3 separate regions of the Homo sapiens genome follow, and regions 1 and 2 are each linked to region 3. Evidence: read pairs that join two places in POLR2A ChIA-PET (ENCODE). Cell type or tissue: GM12878. All regions are shown on one strand. Links, peaks and the distances in the headings refer to the core of each region. The heading gives the core; the rest is flanking DNA. Region 1 overlaps CUX1 (cut like homeobox 1). Region 2 overlaps CUX1 (cut like homeobox 1). Region 3 has its middle 84 kb from the start of CUX1.

Region 1 (5,774 bases), core at 696-4,695, 340 kb before region 3:
AAACCTGGCGGCAACAGGCCTAACGCCCATCTTGTCATGCCTGCTTGTCTTTAGAACAGTGGTGGCCAATTCCTCAGCCTGCAAACATACAGTGTCCTACATGGAGAGGCGGATTGAGCCCCAGGTTTATGAACCTGGCCGAGGAAGGTAGGGACGCTGCTTCCATGCCTGGTTTCCAATTTCCCTAATGCCGGAGCCTGAGTGTAACTGGGACAGAGCATACAGCCTCGTCCCCCGAGGCTGTTTCAGGACCAGCTTAGGGCCAGGGACCTGTATCCTGGACAGGAGTCAGCACATTATCCGCCACCCACAGGGCTTTATTCTTCCAGACCCAGTTCCTCTTTCTGTCCTGTTTTGTTTGGGGCCTGTGATTACTTCTTAATCACATGAATGAAAATGTTTTATGAAGGCAAACTGAGGATTTGTAAAGGGATCCCGCATGTCTCCTGCTACTGAAGTTACAGGGAGCTCTCCGGAGGGGCCCTGGGTCCCAGGTCTTGTTTGCCAACACCTGGAGACCTGGAATACGTGGACTGGAGTCACCGTACAGAATCAGGCTGCAATGGCCACATTTCTATCACCTTCGAGAAGGCTACCAAGTGGCACATTGATGAACTTCTTGGCATGAAAACCAGGGGCTATTTCTAACGAAATCATAAGATTTTGTCATTTTTTTTTTTTTGAGACAGAGTCTCACTCTGTTGCCCAGGCTAAAGTGCAGTGGCATGATCTAGGCTCACTGCCACCTCCGCCTCCCAGGTTCAAGCGATTCTCGTGACTCAGCATCCCGAGTAGCTGAGATTATAGGTGCACGCCACCATGCTCGGCCAATTTTTCTATTTTTAGTAGAGACGGGGTTTCACCATGTTTGTCACACTGGTCTTGAACTCCTGACCTCAGGTGATCCGCCTGCCTCGGCCTCCCAAAGTGCTGGCATTATAGGCGTGAGTCACCACGCCAGGCTGATTTCTTCAACTTTTTTTCCAGGAGTCTTAATGTGGGATCTTTGAGTGAGGGGCAGGCAGTGGAGAAAGAAGTATAAAAGAACAGTGTTTTCTAATTTTAACCTGTAATGTGTCCTCACTTGAAAGTAGCAGGCACCAAGAACCAGACTGCTATTTTATTCTCCTGGAGGAGCATTAAAAAGCAGTTCTCAAAAATGATGACATTCCATTTTATTTCTAGATTCTCAGATGCTAGGCCGACAAGGATAGTCACCAGGAGAGATGGTTTTCCTACATCCAAAATGAAACCTCTCCCAGGGGGAGGACCTCAGAGCACAGGCATTTGGGAGCAGGCTCTGAAAATGGAATGGCCTACAAATGCACTCTTTCCAGCCAGCTCTCTTTTAGGACTTCCGAAAAACCTACATCTACTTTTCACAAAGGCAGACCAGTTAACCTATGGAAATAAAGGGAGACGAGTCAGTCACGAAACAGCGACTTCTAGCAGTGTTTCATGAGTCAATGAATATTTTATATCACTGGTAATGTGCTTCCTAAGATTTAAATCTTAAAATAAACCCTTCCAGGCACTGCCTTTATATTTGAAGGGTTTGTGTCTGTAGGAACTAAACTGCATCTCAGCAAGCAGTAAAATACGGTTCTGATAGCAGGTCACAGACAGAGGCAAGGACAACTTGCAAAGAGATGCTTCCAGTGAACTTTGCAACCAAAGCACAGAAGTTCTGGAGTGCCTAGTCTTTTTCTTCTACCTAGGAACTCTTTAAAATACACCATTACTAGGCTGGGTGTGGTGGCTCACGCCTGTAATCTCAGCACTTTGGGAGGCCGAGGCGGGAGGATTGCTTGAGCCTAGGAGTTTGAGACCAGCCTTGGCAACATGGCAAGACCCCATCTCTACAAAAAATTTAAAAATTAGCCAGGTGTGGTGGCGTGTGCCTGTAGTTCCTGCTACTCAGGAGGCTGAGGCAGGGGGATCACTTGAGCCAGGAGGCGGTTAAATGAGCTATGATGGTACCAGTGCACTCCAGGTTGGGCAACAGAGACCCCGCTGCTAAAAAATAAAAAACAAACAAAAACCCCCAAAAACATTACTAAGATGTTTCTGGAACAGAGAAGTCACACTTGTGTTTTACCCTACAACTAGTTGACTAAGTTCTTATCTGCAATACATTAATAAGGCCTATTCAGAAACTAAGATTGCAAGTTGAATATTTTACTAATTTATGTTCTCCACCATTGTAGAAATAAATACATACTCATTGTAAAAAAAAAAAAAAATGAAAAGTATCAAGAAGCAAGAGCAAGTCACCCACACAAGGTTAATTACTGACGAATTATGCATACTGTCATAATTTTGCTTAGAACTCAGTAAAATTCCAGCTATGCAAGAGCCTGTTAGAAGCGGTCATTCCAGAATATTCCCAGCTACCTGAGAGGGTCACATTACATTTTAAGAGCAGAGACATTTCTCATTTCATTACAGTAAGGGACAGAAGCTGCCTATTTTACTTGTTTATTTTTTTCTTAAAGAGATGGGAGGGTCTTGCTATGTTGCCAGGCTGGTCTTGAACTAGAGACAGAGGCTGCATATTTTACTTGTTCATCTTTTTTTTTTTTTTTTTTTTTAAAGAGATGGGGGGTTTTGCTATGTTGCCCAGGCTGGTCTCGAACTCCTGGCCTCAAATACCTCTCCTGCCTCAGCCTCCCAAAGTACAGTGATTATAGGAGTAAGCCACTGCGCCCGATCCCCAGAGTCATTATTCACAGCCCCTCTGACTACTTCAGTGTCTCCGTCTGGCTGCTGCAGGGCTTGGCTGCTGCTGGGTCCTTTTCCTCTTCTGCTCACTAAGCCCCATTGACCCGACATTCTCCCCACCTGCTGGTCTCCTTCCTGTCCCAGCTCCTCCCTGCTGCTGCTTTCTCTGGTCAGAAAACTGCTTCCTGTGGCTTCTTCTCCTGGCCCCAGTTGGTGCCACCTGAGGGCAGCTGCCTCTGTCCTGCTTGATTCACCTTATTCTATACTCTCATTGCCCAGTGGGCTTTGCTTATCGCACCTAAAATTCAGTTATTTGTGCAATTACTTTTTCTTCTTCTTTTTTCTAATTTTTTTTTTTTTTTAATTTGACAGGGTCCCACTCTGTCACCCAGGCTGAAGTGCAGTGGCGTGATCTTGGCTCACTGCAGCCTTGATCTCCTGGGCTCAGGTGATCCACCCACCGCAGCCTCCTGAGCAGCTGGGACTACAGGCGAACGCCACCATGCCCAGCTAACTTTTGTATCTTTTGTAGAGACGGGGTTTTACCGTGTTGCCCAGGCTGGTCTTCAACCCCTGGGCTCAAGTAATTCAGGTAATTCAGCTACCTCAGCCTCCCAAAGTGCTGGGATTACAGGTGTGAGCCACTGCACCCGGTCGCAATTACTTTTTAATGCCCATATTCCCACCAGCCTCTATAGTCTGAGGGCAGGAACTGAGCTGGCTGTTGTATCCCTGGGGCTCAGCCTGGTTCTTGATGCCCTGGGGGTGTGGTGTGGGGCATGAGGGGTGCTGGGGTCTCAGGCATTGACCCGAGTAATACCCAGGAAGACAAGTCTGATAGTACTCGCGAAACTGACTAAGAAATAAGAAGCGATCTGGTGGCAAATGAAAAGAACAAACACCAAGGTATGAACTACCAAACCTACTCAGAGGTACATGAGGACCATGAGGGTTCAATGCTACTGTATTGCTAAATGCTTATTTGGTGTCTTTTTTTTTTAATTTTATTTATTTTTTAGACAGTCTTGCTCTGTCACCCAGGCTGGAGTGCAGTAGTACAATCTCGGCTCACTGCAACCTCCACCTCTTGGGTTCAACCGACTGTCCTGCCACAGCCTCCCAAGTAGCTGGGATTACAGGTGCCCACCACCACGCCCACCTAATGTCTTGTATTTTTTTAGTAGAGACGAGGTTTCACCATGTGGCCAGGCTAGTTGCAAAGTCGTGATCTCAGGTGATCTGCCTGCTTCGGCCTCCCAAAGTGCTGGGGTTACAGGCGTGAACCACCATGCCTGGCCTTTGTGTCTTTAATGTGAAGGAAATTATAGAAGGTGGAAGATGAAGAAGAGGGAGGAGCCAGAACACCAAGGGAGAAGTGGGGCGGGTGGGGATGGTGGGGGATAAGCTGGGGTGGAGGGAGATCCTACCCTGTGTGCTGGGCTTGGGGCGCCGGCGGGACGTCTGGTAAACCAAACACAGATCCCAGACACCAAGGGCCGGCCCCAGAGCCGAAGTCCTCAGATGCACATGTGCTGGTTTGGGCAACTCCGAATGCTAAGTGCTGTATAAATGTCCATGCAGGCATGTAAATCTTTATAGAATGACAACAAAGTAAAATGAGAGTTCAGACAGCTATTAAACTGCTACAACTCAATAAAAGATACATTCTGTTCTCCTGCAATTGACTTGTCTTAGTGCTCTGCAGTGCTCGCCCTCACTGGGAAGCTTCAACCTCGGGAGGGTGGTTCAGTGGGAACAGTAGGAGCCTGAGACCAAAAAAACACTCAGCATTTTGAAGAAATAATTTGATTCATTAATTTCTGCATTCATTTAGCAATATTTATGGAGTTTCTGCCACATGGCAGGCACTGGGGTGGATATAAAGGAAATAGGGACAAAACCGCACTGAACCAGTCTCTCGGCCAAACAGTTACCAAGGAATTATGATGAAGTGAATGGCAGGGTCCCCGGCCAGGGTGTGTGTGTGCATGGGAAGGGTCCCCTAAACCAGCTGGGGAGGCCAGGAAGACCTCTCTGTCAGGAAGTGGCGTCTCAACAGGTTAATCCAGAGGGGTCGGTGGCGATTAGCCAGGAAGAGTCTGGCCGCCCTGTAAGCACTTAGACTCATGCCACCGTGAACTGCAGACTGTAGGGCAGGAGTTTGGGTGAAGGCAAGTGGCTGGAATTGAGACATCCTAGAGGTTGGATGGCCAGAGTTGGTGACAAAATGCTCAGAACACAGGCCAGGCATGGTGCTCACGCCTGTAATCCCAGCACTTTTGGAGGCTGAGGGGGGCGGATCATCTGAGGTCAGGAGTTCGAGACCAGCCCGGCCAACATGGTGAAAACTCATCTCTACTAAAAATACAAAAATTAGCCAGGTGTGGTGGCGCACGCCTGTAATCCCAGCTACTTGGGAGGCTGAGGCACGAGAATCGCTTGAACCCAGAAGGCAGAGGTTGCAGTGTGCGGAGATCACACCATTGCACTTGAGCCCAGGTGATAGAGCAAGACCCCATCTCAAGAAAAACAAAAAGCTCAGAACATGAGCAGTAAGGTGGGAGGTGATGCTACCCGCCAAAAGAAGGCAGGCAGTAAGAAGACGGCTTCTGCCGGACACATCAGGTGGGTGCCCACCAGCCATCCCAGTGGGAAAGTCCAGGCGGCAGTCAGATATGCAAGCTGGCACTCAGGAGTGAGACCTGGACCAGGGACAAAGCTCTGAGAGTCACCAGTGCAACCCTTGGTGAACTCCGCTGCTGAGGACTCAGTGGGAGTGGCGGGAATTTGGGTCCATTGACTCCTTCAGTCATTCACTATGTCCCACCTGTTGTGTGCCAGGCACTGGGCAGAGAGCCACAATGCAAAGCCCTATCCTCATGGAGCTGTCACTCTAATGAGACCCAGAGATAAGCAACAAGGAAATGCACAAATAAATAAAACTTCAGGAAGGGGAAGCAGGTGGGAGCTGGTGCGGTCAGGTGCCTGTCACTCCTGGGCTGGGTGAGACTCTGGCTCCGCTGTTCCTGGGGCCAGCTTGGCGGCTCTCCCTG
Region 2 (5,774 bases), core at 659-4,658, 140 kb before region 3:
ATTTGTTTCTGTGTATATAATGAAACTCTGGAAGGATACACACCAAAAAATCAACAACAGTGGGTGGGGAGGTAGGCAGATAGGAGACTTTTCTTTATGCTTTGTTTTTGGAACCAAGAGATTATATTACTTGCTTAAAAATAGGTAAGTAATACAAGAAATTCAGTGCAGTTACTGCTATGAATTGTTCCAACTTTTCTGGAAAGTAATGTAATGAAATGTACCCAAAGTCATAAAAATGTGCACACGCTGTTCACTTCTACTTTTAGAAATTTAACCTAAGAAAATAATCAGACATTAAAAATCATAGAAAAGCTGCACGGATGTACAAGGATACCCATCCCAACGTGGTGCAGAGTGGTAGTGAGGTCAGAAACTAGGAAAAAGATGAAAAAAAGATCAGAGGCCGGGTGCGGTGGCTCACGCCTGGAATCTCAGCACTTTGGGAGGCCGAGGCAGGCAGATCACTTGAGGTCAGGAGTTCAAGAGGATCAATTTGATGAAATATGAGAAATCATATAGTGGAAAACCATGTAACATGTCACTTCAAATACAGTGTGTGTGTGTATATATATATTAACTATCATTGAAAGATATTTTCTTTTTCATTTTTCTTTTTTTTTTTAGACGGAGTTTTGCTATGTTGCCAGGTCAGAGCACAGTGGCCCGATCTCAACTCACTGCAACCTCCACCTCCCAGGTTCAAACGATTCCCCTGCCTCAGCCTCCTGAGTAGCTGGGACTACAGGTGCGTGCCACCACGCCTGGCTAATTTTTTCTATTTTAGTGGAGACAGGGTTTCACCATGTTGGCCAGGATGGTCTCGATCTCCTGATCTCGTGATCCGCCTGCCTTGGCCTCCCAAACTGCTGGGATTACAGGCATGAGCCAGCGCGCCCAGCCGAAAGATATTTTCAATAGCACGGTAAACTCTAGGCTAGGACACAAAATTGTTGCAAATCAGGTTTTTTTTTTGTTTTTTTTTTAATCTGTCGCCCAGGCTGGAACGCAGTGGCACCATCTCGGCTCACTGCAACCTCCGCCTCCTAGGATCAAGCGACTCTCCTGCCTCAGCCTCCAGAGTAGCTGGGACTACAAGCGTGTGCCACCACACCTGGTTAATTTTTTATTTTTAGTAGAGATGGGGTTTCGCCATGTTGGCCAGGCTAGTCTCGAACTCCTGGCCTCAGGTGATCCACCCACTTCGGCCTCCCAAAGTGCTGGGATTACAGGCGTGAGCCACCGCACCCAGCCACAAATCAGTATTTGACGTGTTACTTCCACTCACCTAGCTTTCTGTTTACATAAGCCCACAGGGAGAAAATATCTGAATAATGCATCCTGGGACCAAACCATCGGCAGTCATAGGATTCATGGCCATCTTTACTCCCTTCACCATAATTTCTTGTAGTTTCTTAATCTTTACTCTCATTTTTTGCTTTGTAAAAATCAGAGAGAAAGTCATTTCCATTTTGGGAAAAAAAAAAAGAGTGCTAAATAGATGGTTGTTTTTCCTTTATTAGGCAAAAAGTCAGGCCTACGTAATAGAGGATGAAAGAAATCTCTAAAGGTAGAAAAAGCAGAGCTCCCGGAAGGGGCAGAGAGCGGCGCACCTACCCGTGGGCACTGTGGGGAGGGGCTCAACGCGTCTCAGGTCCTGACTGGTATTCAGATGAGGTGTCCTCCTGTGAAAGGTACGAGTGGTACACACACACCACAGCTAAAACAGCAAACAAAACACCACGACCTCGAAAGAAGGGAGGTGGAGTAGCAGGCACAGTTTTCATCCTCCCCTAGCTTCCCTTCACTGTTTGGCACAAACAGTTCTTTGGCTTATTATAGGGCAGTGTGACAAAAATACATTCTAACAGCAATTAAACACCATGTCTAACAGCCAAGTGTTTTTGGTTAATAGAGAGCTCTGCTTATAATAAGAGAAATCATTGTCTAATGCAAAGCAGCTGAAATCTAAGCCCTCGTCCCTATTTCCCATGAGTGAATAGCAGTATTTTCTAAAAACAACAAAAAACATCACCCCACTGAAGGCCTGGCATGTGGCTGACGGTACCTGAAAGAGCTTGCAAACTGACATCAGAGAGGTCTGGGTTTGCATCCTAGCTGTGATTTAAGGAAGAATGACCCAGGACAAAGGTAATCTTTCTAAACCTCACTTTACTCCCGGTAAGAGAGGGTGTGTACAAGGCCCCAGGCAAGACACTGAGACATGCCCCCCAAGTGGACAAGGAGCCCCAGTTAGCCTGATTTCTCCTTTTTGACGTCTTCCTGTCATCAAGCAGAATTGTTACAAATTAAAATAGGCTTGCGGCCAGCGCGCGGTGGGTCCCCACTAAAGGGGTGGAATGAGGTCTAACAGCAGCGGTGTCTGTCCTCGATGCTCTGGGACAGGCGGCCCCCCAGCCTGGTGTCAGAAGGTGTGATGCAAACGCTCTGAAACTGGACTCCACGCCATCAAATTATTTCATTTAGGTGCAATTGTCTTCAATGGTATCAACCACGTGGTACCCTCTACAACTGAGTGTGTTGATTTTGCTTCAAATCCTTAGAATCTTTGTTACAACAACAGATTCCCCATCTGTTTCCCCTGAGTTCACGATGCCAGGCTGGAGGGACAGAAACCCGGGCAGAACCTCGGGGTCAGACCGGGCCACACTGGCCAGCTTGAGGACCTGGGCCAGTGACTTGACTTCTCCCTGAAAAACCAGGATGATACCGCCCACCACCTCGCAGAAACGTCCTGAGAATTCAAAGACATCACGATCCTAAAAAGTTCCCAACGGTGCCTGGCACCAAGGCGATGCGCCATAAATATGTCCTTCCTCTGTGCGTGTGTCCTGCTCCTCAGCTACCGGTGGAGTTTAGAGAAAAGTTCGAGGGCTCCCAGGGAGTTCCAAATCACCATGTTTCCGCTGCTTTTTAAGTAAAATGGAGTTAATACTATCTGCCTTCCAGTCACCTTTAAGGATGCGGTGAGGATTAATTGAATAGGACATATTAAGCCCTTATTTCCTCAGAGAGAGACACCAAGGAAGCACAGGATATTATTCTATCAACGGCCTGCACGGAGATCCTCTCCACAACTGGCATGAAAGGAATGTACCATTTCACTCCCATCCTGCCTGCAATAATCCGAATTCAATTAAGCCAGAAATCTCATTCTGAGAAGCATCTCTTGTTTCACAGGCAATATGAAACCATTCCAGACTCCTGGCCCAAAGAATATGAAATATGATTTACAGTTTACTCTTTTCAAAGCATCCTGAATAGTCTAAGACTACATGAGGCAAGGGAATGCAGGCACTGTGGGCCTCTTTACTTCAGCAGTCTTCCTGTGTTCATTTTCCTGTAGATAATTCACTGATACTGAATAGAAACAGAGGCAAGTACCTATATTATTCTATCAAAAGGAGAACCTGGCAGGACGCGGTAGCTCATGCCTGTATTCCCAGCACTTTGGGAGGCTGAGGCAGGCGGATCACCTGAGGCCAGGAGTTCGAGACCAACCTGACCAATATGGCAAAACCCTGTCTCTACTAAAAATACAAAAAATTAGCCGAGTGTGGTAGTGCACGCCTGTAATCCCAGCTACTCCGGAGGCTGAGGCAGGAGAATCGCTTGAACTCGGGAAGTGGAGGTTGCAGTGAGCCAAGATCGTGCCACTGCACTCTGTCTCACAAAAAGAAGAACCTAAGAAAATATACCTCTTCTTCAAATGTAGAGAAACCTAAAATGTTTCATCTATCTCCCAATATTTAAAATAAGGAAAGAGAACATAGAAGTTCTTCCACAAATATAATTAAAGCCAACATAATACCAGGCATGGTGGCTCACACTTGGTAATCCCAACATTTTGGGAGGCTGAGGTGGGAGGATCGCTTTAGGCCAGGAATTTGAGATCAGCCTGGGCAACATAGTGAGGCCCTGTCTCTATAAAAAATAAAATAAAACATATGGGGTGGGGGGAGGGATAGCATTAGGAAAAATAGCTAATGCATGCTGGGCTTAATACCTAGGTGCAGCAAACCACCATGGTACACACGTTTACCTATGTAACAAACCTGTACATCCTGCACATGTACTATGGAACTTAAAATAAAAATTAAAAAAAAAAAAAAAAAAAAGAAGCTGAGGCCAGGCGCGGTGGCTCACGCCTGTAATCCTAGCACTTTGGGAGACCTAGATGGGAGGATCACAAGGTCAGGAGATCAAGACCATCCTGGCCAACATGGTGAAACCCCGTCTCTACTAAAAATACAAAAATTAACTGGCCATGACAGTGCATGCCTGTAATCCCAGCTACTCGGGAGGCTGAGGCAGGAGAATCACTTGAACCTGGGAGGCGGAGGTTGCAGCGAGCTGAGATCGGGCCACTGCACTCCAGCCCGGGTGACAGAGCGAGACTCCGTCTCAAAAAAAATAAAAAATAAAAAAGCTCAGAGATTTTAAAAAGGATACCCAAATGATTAAAATGGTACATTGTAAAAACTAAGTAAATAAATAAAATAAAAAATAAAACCAACATAACTTTAGTATTCTCTAACAGAGAGGGGGAAAAAATACCCTCATCTTGAAAACTTTAACCTAGAAGTGCAAAAAAGGCCTAAATCCTATTGACACATACACACACAAAAACAGATAGTGTATGTGGCTTTATTTTTTCGTAATATTTCACGCATACAGAAAAGTATAAATTCCTATGTACCTAACACATAGCTTTACCAAATTTTATCATTTTGTCATATCTATTTAAAAAAAAAAAAAAAATCATAGAAGCCCCCACTCTATCTTCTTTAGTCTCATTTTCTCCTCTCCACCTCCAAAATAATCACTTTACAGATTCTTTCCCCCCAAAAAAATCCTTCTATGGGCCGGGCGCGGTGGCTCATGCCTGTAATCCCAACACTTTGGGAGGCCAAGGTGGGTGGATCATTTGAGGTCAGGAATTCAAGACCAACCTGGCCAACATGGTGAAACCCCGTCTCTACTAAAAATACAAAAATTAGCCGGGCGTGGTGATGGGCGCCTGTAATCCCAGCTACTCGGGAGACTGCAGCATGAGAATCACTTGAACCCAAGAGGCAGAGGTTGCAGTGAGCCAAGATCATGCCACTGCACTCCAAACTGGGCAACAGAGAGAGACTCTGTCTCAAAAATAAATAAACAAATAAATAAAATATCCTTCTATGTCTGCTAGATCTTTAATAATGTAAAGTCATTGCTTTGCATCTTGAACTCACAGAATCACGCTGCACACAACTTTCTTTTCTTTTTTTTTTTTTGGGGGGATGGAGTCTCGCTCTGTCGCCAAGGCTGGAGTGCAGTGGTGCAATCTTGGCTCACTGCAACCTCCACTTCCGGGGTTCAAGCGATTCTCCTGCCTCAGCCTCCCAAGTAGCTGGGATTACAGGCACACACTGCCATGCCCAGTCAATTTTTTAATTTTTAGTAGAGACGGGGTTTCACCAACTTGGCCAGGGTGGTCTTGAACTCCTGACCTCAGGTGATCCACCCGCCTTGGCCTCCCAAAGAACTGGGATTACAGGCGAGAGCCACGGCACCCGGCCCACAAATTTTCAACAGCCCTTTCCTGTGCGAGGCGACGCTGGCAAGGTGACCACACATGCCACCACCACCCTTACTTACTTCTACTAGATGCCACCTGATGGGGGCCAGCACCACCCATGCACATCTGCATCCTTCCGGCTCTTGCACTCCCATGGAATATATGACAACAGACACTCCTGTACCTGTCTCAC
Region 3 (5,774 bases), core at 543-4,542:
ACGTGTAGTGGACATCTGGGACTCTGTCTGCCCTGGGCCATTTCCTTGTTTCTTGAATCAGACTCAGTTCTGGTCATCGTGATTGGGCCAATGGGGTGGTCACATGACACCACCTGGGCCTATCACAGCCCTTCCCTGGGACTTCACACTCTAGAGCAGGAGAACAAAATCCCTTTTCTTTTTTTTCTTTTACAGGGTCTTGCTGTGTTGCCCAGGCTGGTGGGCAGTGGTATGATTGTAACTCACAGCAGCCTTGAATTCCTGGGCTCAAATGATCTTTCTGCTTCAGCCTCCTGAAGAGCTGGGACTACAGGCGTGCACCACCATGCCTGGCTAATTTTTAATTTTAATTTTTTTTTATTTTTTTTTTGAGACAGAGTCTCACTATGTCGCCCAGGCTGGAGTGCAGTGGCATGATCTCAGCTCACTGCAACCTCCACCTCCTGGGTTCAAACGATTCTCCTGCCTCAGCCTCCAGAGTAGCTGAGACTACAGGTGCGTGCCACCATGCCTGGCTAATTTTTTATATTTTTAGTAGAGACGGGGTTTCACTGTGTTAGCCAGGATGGTCTTGATCTCCTGACCTTGTGATCTGCCCGCCTCAGCCTCCCAAAGTGCTGGGATTACAGGTGTGAGCCACTGTGACCGGCTGCTAATTTTTGTTTTTTAGAGACAGAATATCCCTCTGTCACCCAGGCTGGATGACAGTGGCATGATGTTCATAGCTCACACTGCAGCCTCGACCTCCTGGGCTCAAGCAGTCCTCCCACCTCAGCCTCCTGAGTAGCTGGGACTGCAGGCCCGCACCACTGGGAATGCAGTGCATGGCTAATTTTAAAATTTTTTGTAGATTTGGGGTCTTGCTTTGTTGCCTATGCTGGTCTGGAACTCCAGGCCTCAAGCGATCCTCCCGTCTCGGCCTCCCAAAGTGCTGGCATTACAGGTGTGAGCCACCGCGCCTGAAGGAATTGTACAATTCATTGTTACTGTGGCCCCATCAGAATAAAATCCCAGTTCCAAAACCTTCCTTGTTTCACATTTCTTCTTCCTCTCTTCCCTCCTTTCTTCTTTCTTTCTATAGCTGGGGTCTGAGCTAGCATTTTAGCCTGCAAAAATTAGGCCAGGCTCAAGCCTTGCCTTTACAGAGCTTGGATTCTGGTTGAGCCAGCCGGCTACAATTCACGTGCCCACATGAGACGTCAGGTTGTACATATATCCTTCAGGTACAGACACAACATGCTGGGGCCCAGAGAGGGAACATAGATTCAGAGTAAGCTCTGGACAGATCTCTTCTGTTCTGTGGGCCTCAATTCCTGCCTGGTGAGAAGAGGTGGCACAAGGCCTGGCCAGCTGGGAATAGGATTCAGGGTATGGGGGTTGCGGTCTCAGGAGGAGGCTTGGTAGAGTGGGAGGTAAACCCTCTCAGAGATCCCTGAGCTGGCCTGTCTGTTCAGACGCTCTGAAAACCTCTCATGACCTGGGACCCAGCTCTGGCTGTAAGGGAGTCATTTTGGAGGCTGTCCAAAGATTCTAAGTCTGCAGGGAGAACTCAAAAAGCGTGGGGAGGGCTGGGCGAGGTGGCTCACACCTGTAATCCCAGCACTTTGGGAGGCCGAGGCGGGCCTGATCACTGCAGTGAACTCCTGATCACTGCAGGTCAGGAGTTCAAGACCAGCCTGGCCAACATGGGTGAAACTCCGTCTCTACTAAAAATACTAAAATTAGCCAGATGTGGTGGCACGCGCCTGCAATCCTAGCTACTTGGGAGGCTGAGGCAGGAGAATCGCTTGAACTCGGGAGGCGGAGGTTGCAGTGAGCCGACATTGCACCACTGCACTCCAGCCTGGATGACAGAGTGAGACTCCGTCTTGGAAAAAAAAAAAATAGTGCTCAGGGAGCTGGCGCTACAGGAGAGGGCAGGTGGCCAGAGGGCTCCCTTCTCTGCCCCTCTGAGGCTCTGTGTGGATCCAGCTCAGGCTGTTTTGGTCATTCCAGCTCTGGTCACCGCCTCTGATTTATTAGCTGTGGGTTTGTCGGATGGTGAAGCGAAGGTTCCCAGCAAGGCCGGGAGGTTTGCAGGAATTTATTTCACACTTGACTATTTTTTCTAACACCTACTAATGTCCTTCATGTTGGACCCAAAGTTCCCGGCCTCTCCCTTCTTCCAAAATGTTTCAGGGACTGGAGAGGGGAGAGCGCCTGGAAGTCTTCCAGTAGTGGCCAGCCACCAGCCTGCAGGCAGATGGGTGAGAAGGGGGATGGGAGTGGCGGGGGGCGGGGGGTGAGGGTGGGGATAGTGGGAGGGTGGCAGGAGGCTGTGCTGAGAGCCAGGGCAGGGAGGTCAGGTTTCAGGTTTCAGTTTCCCTTGAAAACAGCCCTGCGCCGGCCCGGCCGGCAGAGAGCCTGGCTTCCCTATGCAATCATTACGTTTCTCAGAGACTCAGTGCCACCACCGGTAAAATGGGCATGCCGAAGGGCTGTGGTCAGGACAAAATGAATCAGGAGGTGTGTGTTAATGCCTGGGGCAGCGGCGGGCCCCTCACAAGGGCTGGATGTGAGCGGCCGAATCTGTCTTTAATCCCCCTGCGGAAGCTGGAACGGGAAGCTGTGTTCCGGGCCAAGCTTTCTCTGCCCACTTGGCCGGCATCTCCTTTCTCTGGTGTTTCTGTTGAAATTTTACTGTTCAGAAGCATTTCCACTGCCTGGCTAGTTATTCAGCAGGACCCTGTTTGATCCATTCCCCAGTCCTGTCTCTTCTTCCTGCTGTCATGGAGCTCACTCTGTTGTTAGGGGGCAGGGGTACAGGGAATATGAGGGTTCCCAGAGAGGCAAAATGAAAAAACCCCTGCTGGCATGTGACCAGCACCCATTGGCTGTAACTTTGCTCCAGTTCACATCTTTTTTTTTTTTTTTTTTTTTTAAAGATGAGTCTTGCTCTGTTGCCCAGGCTGGAGTGCAGTGGCACGATCTTGGCTCACTGCAACCTCTACCTTCTGGGTTCAGGCGATTCTCCTGTCTCAGCCTCCTGAATAGCTGGAATTACAGGCGTGTACCACCATGCCCAGCTAATTTTTGTATTTTTAGTAGAAATGGGGTTTCACCACATTGGCCAGGCTGGTCTCGAACTCCTGGCCTCAAGTGATCTGCCCACCTCAGCCTCCAAAAGTGCTGGGATTACAGGCGTGAGCCACTGCGCCCAGCCTGCTCCAGTTTACCTCTTAAAAAAAATAAAATGCACAGAACTGGACCTCCTTGAGAGAGTGGGGAATAGGTGTAGGTTTGGGGCAAGGAGAAGGACAAGCATAGGGAACAGCCAGGGAAGGATGCTCAGAGGCTCTTCCTATTTTGCTCTTGTTCCCTGTAATCAGCATCTGCCATGGCCCCTCAGCAGCCCAGCCCAGCTTCACAGCAGGGACTCTAAGGAAGGGTCCTAGGCCAAAAGCTGTGGCTCAGGCCTGTAATACTAGTACTTTAGAAGGCCTAGGTGGGAGGATGGCTTGAGGCCAAGAGTTCAAGACCAGCCTGGGCAACATAGCGAGACTACCCACCCCATCTCTACAGAAAGATTTAAACATTAGCCAGGCATGGTGGCATGCACCTGTAGTCTCAGCTACTTAGGAGGTTGAGACAGGAGGATCGCTTGAACCCAGGAATTGGAGGCTGCGATGAGCTAGGATTGCGCCACTGCAGTCCAGCTTGGGGAACAGAGTAAGATCCTCTCCAAAGAAAAAAATAAAGGAATGGTCCTAGAGTTCTGCTGCCTTTGAGAACATCCACACTAGTCACAGAGGAAGCTGACAGAAGGGTGTGTGGTGGGTGTCTTACTTCTTTTATTTATTTGTTTGTTTGCTTGTTTATTTATTTTGGGACAGAGTCTCACTCTGTCACCCAAGCTGGAGTGCAGTGATGCGATCTCGGCTTACTGCAACCTCCGCCTCCCGGGTTCAAGCGATTCTCCTGCCTCAGCCTCCTGAGTAGCTGGGATTACAGGCAACCACCAGCATGCCGGGCTAATTTTTGCATTTTTAGTAGAGACGGGGATTCACCATGTTGGCCAGGCTGGTTTCGAACTCCTGACCTCAGGTGATCTGCCCACCTCGGCCTCCCAAAAGTGCTGGGATTACAAGTGTGAGCCACCACACCTGGCCATGGATACCTTACTTCTTTCCAAGGCCCAAATCAAAAACCTGTCATGTGGATACTCCTTGAAATCCTGCCCTGTGACCACATGACTGAGGGCCTGCTGCCCCCCTCATCACCCTGGTGGGGTGACATAAAATCCATGCTGGTGCCTGCCTCATTCTGTATCAGGTGACCCTATGGGGTGGCCATGAGGTCACATCCTCTGTTCCTATACCTGCCCAGTGGAGGGACGGATGGTGGACGTCTTCCTTTGGAGCTGGGGCTGGCAGTGGTGCAAGTGGTCCCTCCCAGGTGCAGGTAATGAGGGAATGCCTTGTCTGTAGCCAATTTAATAACAATAATAAAATTACTCAAAGCCGTCTGCTTTTTATTATCACCTTGTCCTGGCAATTCCGAATGACGCTGGTGAAAAGAAAAACTCCTTCTCTTGCAAATGCCCCTGTGAAGAGGCTGAAGGGCAGTGGGTCGTTGGTTCTCTGGCATGCGATCAGTTTCTGAATCACCTGGCCCTGCAGAGAGGGAGACGGAAATGAACTTGGAGAGGGTCGGGGCACAAAGTGGCTGAAATGTCAATCCAGGAGGGAAGACGCCTCTCCCCCTAGAACCCTCTAAGAGTTTCCCACTGTGATGTAAGAGGAGGCAGGGACCATGTCCCTGTAGGACCTGTAGGTGATGTCGCCTGTGAGTGATGGTAAGGAGCTTAGGTTTTATTATAATCACAATGGGAAGCTCTTGGTGGGTTATAGGTAGAGGAGGACTGGGATCAATTTATGCTTGGGAAAAATGGGAGAGTTCGAGAAGCTGAAAACAGGAATGGGCTTAAGTGCAACTCCAGGACAATGCTTTTTCATTCAGCTTACACCAACCTTGAATTTTCCACTCTTTTCTTTTCCCTCCCTCCCTCCCTCCCTCCCTCCCTTCCTTCCTTCCTTCCTTTCTCTCTTTCTCTCTCTGTCTCTCTTTCTTTCCCTCTTTTCTTTCTTTTCTTTCAGAGACAGGGTCTCACTCTGTTGGCCAGCCTGGAGTGCAGTGGTGCAGTCATAGCTCACTGCAGCCTGGAACTCCTGGGCTCAGGTGATCCTCCTGCCTCAGTCTCCCAAGTAGCTAGGATGACAGGTGCACGCCAGCATGAGTGGCTAATTTTTAAATTTTTTGTAGAGATGGAGTCTCACTATGTTGCCCAGGCTGGTATCAAACTCCTGGCCTCAAGTGATCATCTCAGCCTCCCAAAGTGCTGGGATTATAGGCGTGAGCCATCATGCCCGGCCTACGTGGGCTTTTTGCATATCCACTGGGTGCTGGGCTCCATGGCAGCTACAGGGGGTGTCATCATGCACGGCCTGGAGGGAGGGACAGACATTAATTCAGCAATCACAGCAACGTGGACACACTGGCCAGCACCAGGGAAGAGACAGGAGAGAGTCCAGGGTCAACAGGGCTCAGTGGCCTTGGCAGGGATGGCCATTCCTTGAAAGATGGGTTTCTGTAGGAATAAGTGACCTAATTAGCTGGATGCAAAGATAACAGGCTGAAGACGTTACCCAGAGGCTCACAGGTAAGAGGGGACAGGAGGACTATAAAGAGCTAAAATAGGCCAGGCATGGTGGCTCATGCCTGTAATCCCAGCACTT

What was found. ChIA-PET counts read pairs that join two places held together with the same protein. Peaks named below come from ENCODE experiments on the same cell type or tissue, not always from the same donor. Only the 100,000 strongest peaks of a DNase experiment are listed, where the experiment ranks them.
Region 1: POLR2A ChIA-PET joins it to region 3 with 6 read pairs; 4 of 35 experiments call an interaction of 5 or more read pairs at or near these places.
Region 2: POLR2A ChIA-PET joins it to region 3 with 7 read pairs; 2 of 35 experiments call an interaction of 5 or more read pairs at or near these places.

Annotation. Positions count from the first base shown.
Region 1 is chr7:102,074,346-102,080,119 of GRCh38, reverse strand. The region is part of intron 4 of CUX1 (cut like homeobox 1); the gene reads right to left. Among named protein-coding and RNA genes, the nearest start is that of SH2B2, 210 kb to the left of the region's middle. In GM12878, for the core only: no CTCF peak of the experiment used is centred there; no DNase peak of the experiment used is centred there.
Region 2 is chr7:101,871,544-101,877,317 of GRCh38, reverse strand. All of the region lies in intron 1 of CUX1 (cut like homeobox 1), which reads right to left. Among named protein-coding and RNA genes, the nearest start is that of CUX1, 57 kb to the right of the region's middle. RefSeq lists an enhancer at 1-277. In GM12878, for the core only: no CTCF peak of the experiment used is centred there; no DNase peak of the experiment used is centred there.
Region 3 is chr7:101,730,603-101,736,376 of GRCh38, reverse strand. No RefSeq gene overlaps it. Among named protein-coding and RNA genes, the nearest start is that of CUX1, 84 kb to the left of the region's middle. RefSeq lists an enhancer at 2,137-3,035. In GM12878, for the core only: no CTCF peak of the experiment used is centred there; a DNase peak (open chromatin) is centred at 2,422; H3K27ac peaks cover 361 bases.